Linked DNA regions of Homo sapiens: regions 1 and 3 are each linked to region 2. Evidence: chromatin contacts called from ENCODE Hi-C or POLR2A ChIA-PET data. All regions are on one chromosome and are shown on one strand. The core of a region is the stretch at or near the end of the contact, and the rest is flanking DNA. Distances in the headings are between cores, read along the strand shown.

The links. A loop is a pair of places that touch in the nucleus more often than their neighbours do. ChIA-PET counts read pairs that join two places held with the same protein, here RNA polymerase II (POLR2A). Pooled maps may share reads with other maps.
Region 1: a map of CD8-positive, alpha-beta T cell shows a loop between it and region 2 (2.9-fold over the local background). The contact joins the promoter of RILP here to the promoter of SMG6 in region 2. A Hi-C loop is called at or near these places in 3 of 168 maps with a recorded cell type or tissue (CD8-positive, alpha-beta T cell and naive thymus-derived CD4-positive, alpha-beta T cell), 1 of 37 single-sample maps with no recorded cell type and 10 of 50 pooled maps. POLR2A ChIA-PET finds 5 or more read pairs at or near these places in 1 of 52 experiments (activated B cell).
Region 3: a pooled map shows a loop between it and region 2 (9-fold over the local background). The contact joins the promoter of CRK here to the promoter of SMG6 in region 2. A Hi-C loop is called at or near these places in 5 of 50 pooled maps.

The regions. Positions count from the first base shown.
Region 1 is chr17:1,648,416-1,651,115 of GRCh38, reverse strand. It overlaps RILP (Rab interacting lysosomal protein), which reads left to right and starts at 1,250. Exons shown (of 8, transcript NM_031430.3): 1 at 1,250-1,539; 2 at 1,611-1,704; 3 at 1,810-1,916; 4 at 2,072-2,317; 5 at 2,621-2,700. The coding sequence starts at 1,312. PRPF8 (pre-mRNA processing factor 8) reads left to right here. Exons shown (of 43, transcript NM_006445.4): 42 at 1-8; 43 at 160-487. The coding sequence ends at 314. RefSeq lists an enhancer at 1-13 and a silencer at 1,647-1,941.
Region 2 is chr17:2,302,357-2,305,056 of GRCh38, reverse strand. It overlaps SMG6 (SMG6 nonsense mediated mRNA decay factor), which reads left to right and starts at 1,272. Exons shown (of 19, transcript NM_017575.5): 1 at 1,272-1,424. The coding sequence starts at 1,337. It overlaps SRR (serine racemase), which reads right to left and starts at 1,107. Exons shown (of 8, transcript NM_021947.3): 1 at 1,040-1,107. RefSeq lists silencers at 1,023-1,242, 1,433-1,642 and enhancers at 1,144-1,870, 2,200-2,700.
Region 3 is chr17:1,454,920-1,457,619 of GRCh38, reverse strand. It overlaps CRK (CRK proto-oncogene, adaptor protein), which reads left to right and starts at 1,388. Exons shown (of 3, transcript NM_016823.4): 1 at 1,388-1,743. The coding sequence starts at 1,503. RefSeq lists silencers at 1,080-1,579, 1,670-1,729, 1,840-1,969 and an enhancer at 1,234-2,219.

The DNA.
Region 1 (2,700 bases), core at 1-2,500, 650 kb after region 2:
CTTCATGGGTAAGTGGGAGGAGCCTGGGGATGTGGGGATAGCAGTAGGGATAAGGTGAGGCCATCGCCCTTTGCACTTGGGGCCTGGCTGGCTTGGAGGTGGCGCAGGCTGCATGAGGCAGGAGCCCTGTTAACATTGGCTGTTTCCTTCTCCCCGAAGGTGTTCGGCATGACCCCAACATGAAATATGAGCTACAGCTGGCGAACCCCAAAGAGTTCTACCACGAGGTGCACAGGCCCTCTCACTTCCTCAACTTTGCTCTCCTGCAGGAGGGGGAGGTTTACTCTGCGGATCGGGAGGACCTGTATGCCTGACCGTTTCCCTGCCTCCTGCTTCAGCCTCCCGAGGCCGAAGCCTCAGCCCCTCCAGACAGGCCGCTGACATTCAGCAGTTTGGCCTCTTTCCCTCTGTCTGTGCTTGTGTTGTTGACCTCCTGATGGCTTGTCATCCTGAATAAAATATAATAATAAATTTTGTATAAATAGGAGTTCAGGGGCTGGTTTGTTTTTTTTTTCCCCCCCAAACTCAAATTCTGGATTTAGGTCTAACAGGAGGCTGGACTGGAGCGGTTCACAGCAAGATGCTGGGCTCGGCTGTGAAGGGGGGAGTATGAGGCCCCCTTCCTATTCAGGGCTTTGGGGTAGATAGCCCCTGGACTCAGTGGAGACCTGAGGCAGGGCTGGGCTTTCACACTCCGCTGCCTTGACCACATTTGCTGCTTTTTCCACAAAACTACTTGGAAGCTCTCGCCTCCTTTCCACAGTTTTGGGAGCAGTTGCCCTTTCCCGGGTCTAGGAACTCTGTGGCTTGTGCTGAGCGGCTGCGGTGTCCAGCCCAGCCCTTTAAGCTTTCTGTGTCAGTCCTGGTCAGGAAAACAAGCACACAGGCAGGCAGTTTGTGTACAGCCGGGCGGAGGCCAGAGACCGGCTGCCTACCTGTCACCTCTCGCCTGGAGCGGGCCACTGCCAAGTTGGCCCCATGACTCCAAACGGGCGGAGCCTGGATTGGGCCTGTGGGGAGGGCTCCACTCAAGTGACCACTTGCAGCCCTGAACCTCAGCTCTTGGACGCCTGGCTGGAAGTTGGCTGTCTTGTTTCCTGTGACCTTGGGGGTGGAAAGGACAGAGCCCAGGCGACCTAGGGCACTATCTCCCTACCCCACGCCTTCTCCCTTCCTCGTTCCTCCCTACCCTTATCGCTTCTACCCCGCCCACACCGCCCTAAACGGCTTCCTGGGGCGGAACTGTTTCGCTTTTCCCCGTCCCAGTGGAGGGTGGGGTGGGGGGGTCGCAGCCCTAAGCCTCTGGGAGACATGGAGCCCAGGAGGGCGGCGCCCGGGGTGCCTGGCTGGGGGTCTCGGGAGGCCGCGGGGTCGGCATCGGCCGCGGAGCTTGTGTACCATCTAGCCGGGGCCCTGGGCACTGAGCTGCAGGATCTGGCGCGCCGTTTCGGGCCGGAGGCGGCGGCCGGGCTGGTGCCGCTAGTGGTGCGGGCGCTGGAGCTCTTGGAACAGGCTGCCGTGGGGCCCGCCCCGGACTCGGTGAGTCATGGCCCTCCCTTCGCCACCCACGGGGCCGGCAGGGCCGAAGCCTGAGACCCGGGTCTCCCCAGCTGCAGGTGTCGGCGCAGCCGGCGGAGCAGGAGCTGCGGCGGCTGCGGGAGGAGAACGAGCGCCTCCGCAGGGAGCTGCGCGCGGGGCCACAGGGTAAGCGCAGCCCCGGCCAGGGCAGGGCGGGTGACGACCTGCTCGGGTCCTCCCCTCCCTCCCGCGGGCCGCGCGCCGCCGCCGCTAAGAACGCCCCTTCCTCAGAGGAGCGCGCGCTGCTGCGGCAGCTCAAGGAGGTCACGGACCGACAGCGGGACGAACTCCGGGCGCACAACCGCGACCTGCGGCAGCGCGGCCAGGAGACCGAGGCGGTGAGGGCGGGGCGGGGCTCTGGGGCGGGGCGGGGGCGGAGCGTGGCAGGCGCTGGGCGGGGCTCCGGGGGCGGGGGCGGAGCGAGGCAGGCGCTGGGCGGGGCTCCGGGGGGCCCTCGGTGCCCCGCCCACCCCACCCTTTGCTCCGCTCCCAGTTGCAGGAGCAGCTGCAGCGCCTCCTGCTGGTGAACGCTGAGCTGCGGCACAAGCTGGCGGCCATGCAGACCCAGCTGCGCGCCGCGCAGGACCGCGAGAGGGAGCGCCAGCAGCCTGGCGAAGCCGCGACTCCGCAGGCTAAAGAGCGAGCGCGGGGGCAGGCCGGGCGGCCCGGGCACCAGCACGGACAGGAGCCCGAATGGGCGACCGCCGGCGCAGGCGCCCCAGGGAACCCTGAGGACCCGGTGAGTGCCGTATGAGGGCAAGGACCCAGCCCAGGACGCAGCGTCCAGCCCTCGGTGGGCACTCAAGCAAGGTTTGCATGCTGCACAGCAGGTCGGCCAGGAAGCGGGGAGGTGGCAGACAGATCTGCGCCCCCGGCCGGCCTCGGCCCCCGCTCTCAGCTGGAGCACTGCTCTGTTATCTGTTAGGGCACCCTTGTCCCCCAAGTCTCCCGGCCCGTCACTTCCTCTAGCATTCCCATGATGGCCCTGGGGCGGGGGAACGCCAGCCGAGGCGACCCTCTGACTGTGCCTGTCCTTCCAAAGGCGGAGGCCGCGCAGCAGCTCGGGCGCCCCTCGGAGGCAGGGCAGTGCCGCTTCAGTCGGGAGGAGTTTGAGCAGATCCT
Region 2 (2,700 bases), core at 23-2,522:
GAGGTTGTGGCAATCCCTTCGGCTCAGACTAAGGAATAATTGGTAACTATTCTGTGATGGGTGTGGGGTAAAAGCCTATGGGGCTGTGGAGGGGCAACAGGTGGAGGCAGGAGGCCTTGGGGAAGGGAGCTTCACCTCTGTACAGTTCTCCAAAAAAAGATTCAAGTACCAGCCTTCTGGTATAGTTCAATTTTAAAGATGGGAAATTAAAAAGTCAACCTGAGATCCACAGCAGTAATTTTTTTCAAGAATCCATAGTGACACAGAAATTCCCAAATTGACTTTTTTTTTTTTTTGAGGCGGAGTCTCGCTCTGTTGGAGACTCCCGGGCTGGAGTGCAGTGGCGCGATCTCGGCTCACTGCAGTCTCCGCCTCCCGGGTTCAAGCGATCCGCCCGTCTCAGCGTTCCGAGTCGCCGGGATTACAGGTCCCAAATGGACTTATATGCCTCCTGATGTACTTCCTTCCACACGATTCCAACTATATCGTATCTAGTTTTTAAAAGTCAGGGGGCGGCCGGGCGCGGTGGCTCACGCCTGTAATCCCAGCACTTTGGGAGGCCGACGCGGGTGGATCACCTGAGGTCAGGAGTTCGAGACCAGCCTAGTGAAACCCCGTCTCTACAAAAAATACAAAAATTAGCCGGGCTTGGTGGCGTGCACCTGTAATCCCAGCTACTAGGGAGGCTGAGGCAGGAGAATCGCTTGAATCCAGGAGGCAGAGGTTGCAGTGAGCCGAGACCGCGCCACTGCACTCCAGCCCGGGAGTCTCCAACAGAGCGAGACTCCAACTAAAAAAAAAAGGGAATAGTAACAACTACTCTTAGCAGATCTTCAAGGTCCCAAGTAATGGCCCGCGGCGCTAGGCCGGGCCTGTGGCGGGAGAGCCTGGCCTAAGGTGTCCAGAGGAGCCCAGGCTGAGGGGTGTCTCTGTCAACCCGAGTCCCAGACTAGCAGTGTCCTTGGTGTCCACGACAACAGCAACGGCAGCCACCGCCGCAAACGCCCGCCTGGCCTGGCACGGCCCGGCCTCGCCTCACCTCAGCTCACCGGCGCCGCGCCTCCAGCTCCAGCCTCCGCGCGCCTCCCCGGCCGCACCTCTGCGCACGCGCAGCGCCCGCCCGCCCCACCCAGGCTCTCGCTCCGGTCCCGCCCCTCTGGAACCGGCGGCGGGCGCTTTTCCTCCCAGCGCGGCCACCGTCGTTCGGAAAGGGAGGGCGGCAGGGGGCGGGGAAAGGCCGGGAGGTGGGCGAGCGCGCGCGCCGCCCGTCTGTGGTGGTTTCCTGGCTGCGCGCGGCGGTGGCGGAGCCGCTACGGCTGTAGCAGCAGCCGCGAAGATGGCGGAAGGGCTGGAGCGTGTGCGGATCTCCGCGTCGGAGCTGCGCGGGATCCTGGCTACTCTGGCCCCGCAGGCCGGGAGCAGAGGTGAGTCGCGCCGCCCAGCTCCTGGGCCGGGCCTGCCCGCCCCGCCTCCCTCTCCTCCTCCTCTGCCTCCTCCCCGCTCGGCCCTCGGCTCCGGAGCCCCCGCCCCTTCCCCCAGCAGTAGGCGCTGGGGCCGCGGCGGACCCTCGCTGCCCTACCTCTCTCGCGGGTTAGTGCGGGGTCGGGCTCGGCCAGTCCTGGCCAGCTCCGGGAGAGCCTGGCCCGAATTCCTGCCTCCACCCTCTTTCTCGCCGCGAAGGTGACTGTTCCTTTTGCCCCAGCCCTCTCAGACCCGCCCCGGATTCCCAGGCATCGGGAGACGCGGAAAGGAGTGGGGTCTGGTGGAGGCCCCGGGCGTATCGCTCTCCAGGCCGCCCTCCGCGGGCCTGCCCCGGCCACCGCTTTAACGTCGGAGAGAAGGAATTGGGGAGAAAGGTTTAAGAGCCTGCGACTTCGTTGCTGAACTTTTCCCCCCCAAGACAGGCTTCCGAAAGCTGCGCCACTGGAGGGATCCGGGACCTCAGACTACTCGGGTTTGGCCCTGGCATGTGTGGGAGCAGTTTTTATTAGAGAGAATGCTCAATTTGCAAGTTAATTTCAAGTCTCCAGCCACGTCAGGAAAGTAAGAAAGATTCTAAGTGTCTCACCTCTCCTGCGTTAGGCAATAGAGTTGTGTAGAATGGTAGCTGTGATAGGTGCCTTCTCTAGGTTTGCGGCCAGTCTGTGAAATTGGTTTTTGTTGATTAACATAATTGGATTATTAAGGCTATTTTCTCCCGCTGCTCTAGAAAGTAGTAGGAATAGCTTTCCCCATCCCCCCGCCCCCCACCAAGTTACAGACTGCCGAGGGTGAGCTATTCTTGGGTTAAACTGCTTTATCTTTGTGGATACTTCATGAACCTACCTTTTAAACTTATGAAAATAGTGAAGCACTATCCAAAACCTCAGTCTCTTTTCTTCCCCTTTTCCTTACACCTACAAACAGTAAATGTACTTGCTGGAGCATATGATTCCTGTTTTGGGCTTGTTTCCATTTATATTTAGAGAGCAATACTAGGATTAAAAACTTTTTTATTGTTGTTATTATTATTTTTTGAGACGGAGTCTAGCTCTGTCGCCCAGGCTGGAGTGCAGTGGCGCGATCTCTGCTCACTGCAACCTCCGCCTCCCGGGTTCACGCCATTCTCCTACCTCAGCCTCCCCAGTAGCTTGGACTGTAGGCGTGTGCCACCACGCCTGGCTAATTTTTTGTATTTTTGTAGTGACGGGGTTTCTCCGT
Region 3 (2,700 bases), core at 139-2,638, 850 kb after region 2:
TACTTCACGTGGCTTGGTACACTCTGCTCCCTTTGCTTTGAATGTCCTTCCCCGCCGAGTGCGGTGGCTCACGCCTGTAATCCCAGCACTTTGGGAGGCCGAGGTGGGCGGATCTCAAGGTCAGGAGATCGAGACCAGCCTGGCTAACACGGTGAAACCCCATCTCTACTAAAAATACAAAAAGTTAGCCGGGCGTGGTGGCGGGTGCCTGCAGTCCCAGCAACTCGGGAGGCTGAGGCAGGAGAATGGCGTGAACCCGGGAGGCGGAGCTTGCAGTGAGCCGAGATCACGCCCAGGCACTCCAGCCTGGGCGACAGAGCGAGACTCCATCTCAAAAAAAAAAAAAAAAAAAAAAGAAAGAATGTCCTTCCCCATTTGTCATTCAGCAGTCAACACATGCTGCCTCCTCTGGGAAGCCCTCCTGGATTACTCCATAGACTGGCTGTGGGGGCTCTGCTCTGTGTTCATGTCCGTTTCCCATGATAGCGTTTGTCAGCATTTGTCATCCTTTTGTCATCCAGTTTCCTGGTTCCTCTCACTGGTCTGTGAGTTCGAGGAGTGCAGGGCCCAGCCATGATAACCTTTGCACCCGCAGTGCAAGTGGAGTGTCAACAACAATGTCCTAGGTGAATCAATGAAAATGAGAACGTCAGCTGGTCTGTGGAGAAGCTAGAGGAACGAGCAGAAACGGACCGACGTGGCCGGGCGCGATGTTTCTCGCCTGTAATCCCAGCACTTTGGGAGGCCGAGGCGGGCGGATCACCTGAGGTCAGGAGATTGAGACCATCCTGGCCGACATGGTGAAACCCCCGTCTCTACTAAAAATACAAAAAACAGCCGGGCGCGGTGGCTCACGCCTGTAGTCTCAGCTACTCGGGAGGCTGACGCAGGAGAATCGCTTGAACCCGGGAGCAGTGAGCCGAGATCGCGCCATTGCACTCCAGCGTGGGCGACAGAACAAGACTCCGTCTCAAAAAGAAAAAGAAAAAAGAAACAGACTGATATCGCAGGAAGCCTGGCCGAGAACTCAGGCCCCAGGGCCACACGCATCTTTTCTCCTCCAATTCTGTCTGGGAGTCGCTGCCTAGAAGTCCCAGGTCGTCCAGGAACCGGGGCCCAGACGAGAAGCACCGCTCTGTCCGCAGCGCAGGCGCGCGTCTCTGCGGGAGGCTGCGAGGCCCCGCCCCTCGGGCCCTAGACCCCGCCTCCCATCCCCCGCAGCCCGGGCCCGGGAAGGGCGGCACCGCCCATGAATCCGCATGCGCAGTGCGCGCGCGAGGGCGCCTTGCCCTTCTCCCAATGGCGGGCCGCGGGCCCCTTCCCGGCAGCCTCCCTCGGGCAGGGAGCGCGTCATTTCCGGAGGGGGAGGCCCGCGGCTGCCGCCGCCATTTCGGGCGCTGCTGTGAAGCTGAAACCGGAGCCGGTCCGCTGGGCGGCGGGCGCCGGGGGCCGGAGGGGCGCGCGCGGCGGCGGCACCCCAGCGTTTAGGCGCGGAGGCAGCCATGGCGGGCAACTTCGACTCGGAGGAGCGGAGTAGCTGGTACTGGGGGAGGTTGAGTCGGCAGGAGGCGGTGGCGCTGCTGCAGGGCCAGCGGCACGGGGTGTTCCTGGTGCGGGACTCGAGCACCAGCCCCGGGGACTATGTGCTCAGCGTCTCAGAGAACTCGCGCGTCTCCCACTACATCATCAACAGCAGCGGCCCGCGCCCGCCGGTGCCACCGTCGCCCGCCCAGCCTCCGCCCGGTGAGGGACTGACGGGACGGCGGGCCCTGGGCGGGGTGAGGGCCGCGGAACTCCCAGCCTGGCTGGCTGGTCCTCGAGAGCGGACCCTCGGGGGTCGTGGGCAGAGGGCTGGGTGACCGTGGCAGGGGCCCGCCGGCTGCTCGGGCTCGCTCTCACCCGGGGAGCAGGAGTGTGGGGGAGGAGGAGCCGCGGACCGAGGCCCCGGGGTGTGCCTGGGGAGGGCAGCCGCGGGGAAGGGGAACTGCTTCGGCCCCAGGGTGGGGCTGGCTCCCGGGCCAGGCGCAAGGGTAGGGCAGGGCAAGGCAACGTGGGGACAAAGAGCTGAGGGAGATGTTGGCACTGCGGGGGCATCACTTGGCAGCGGCGCCCAGAATGAATCCGATAATCCTACAAGTGGCTTTTAGGCTGGAAACGTTTCCTGCCGTGTTGGAGAGCCGGGTTTGGCCGTGCTCCCCTGGTGGCCTTTGGTAGGAAGTCACCACATACTGGCCGGGAGGGATGGAGACACCCTCAGGAAACCGGTCAATTTTTTCCTTTCTTGGGCATTTTTCCAAAATCTTTGTACCGTTCTCTTCCCCCGTGGAGGACGAAGGTGGTGAACTAAGTGCTAGAAGAAATAGTGGTAGCAGAAAGCCTTCAGTGACCAGCCCAACCCAGTTTAAGGCGATGCCTGGCTATGTGCAAGAGATCTAAGCGTCCAGAAGACTGTCCGCCGTTAGAGAGTTCTGGTTTTCAAAGTGTTTAGTGGAGGAAAGACATTTTATTCCACAAAATAAACCAGAAGTGAGGCAATGGAAACAGACCCTTCCCTGTAAGTGACTGGAACTTCATTTTCCTTGGACTTAAACATTGTCGGTGTGTACTTCAGGGCGTCACCTTGCTCAGTAAGATGGGGCTGCGGGCTGAGTCTTCCTGGATATTGGGAACAGACTCTACGCCAAGAACATAAATTACCTG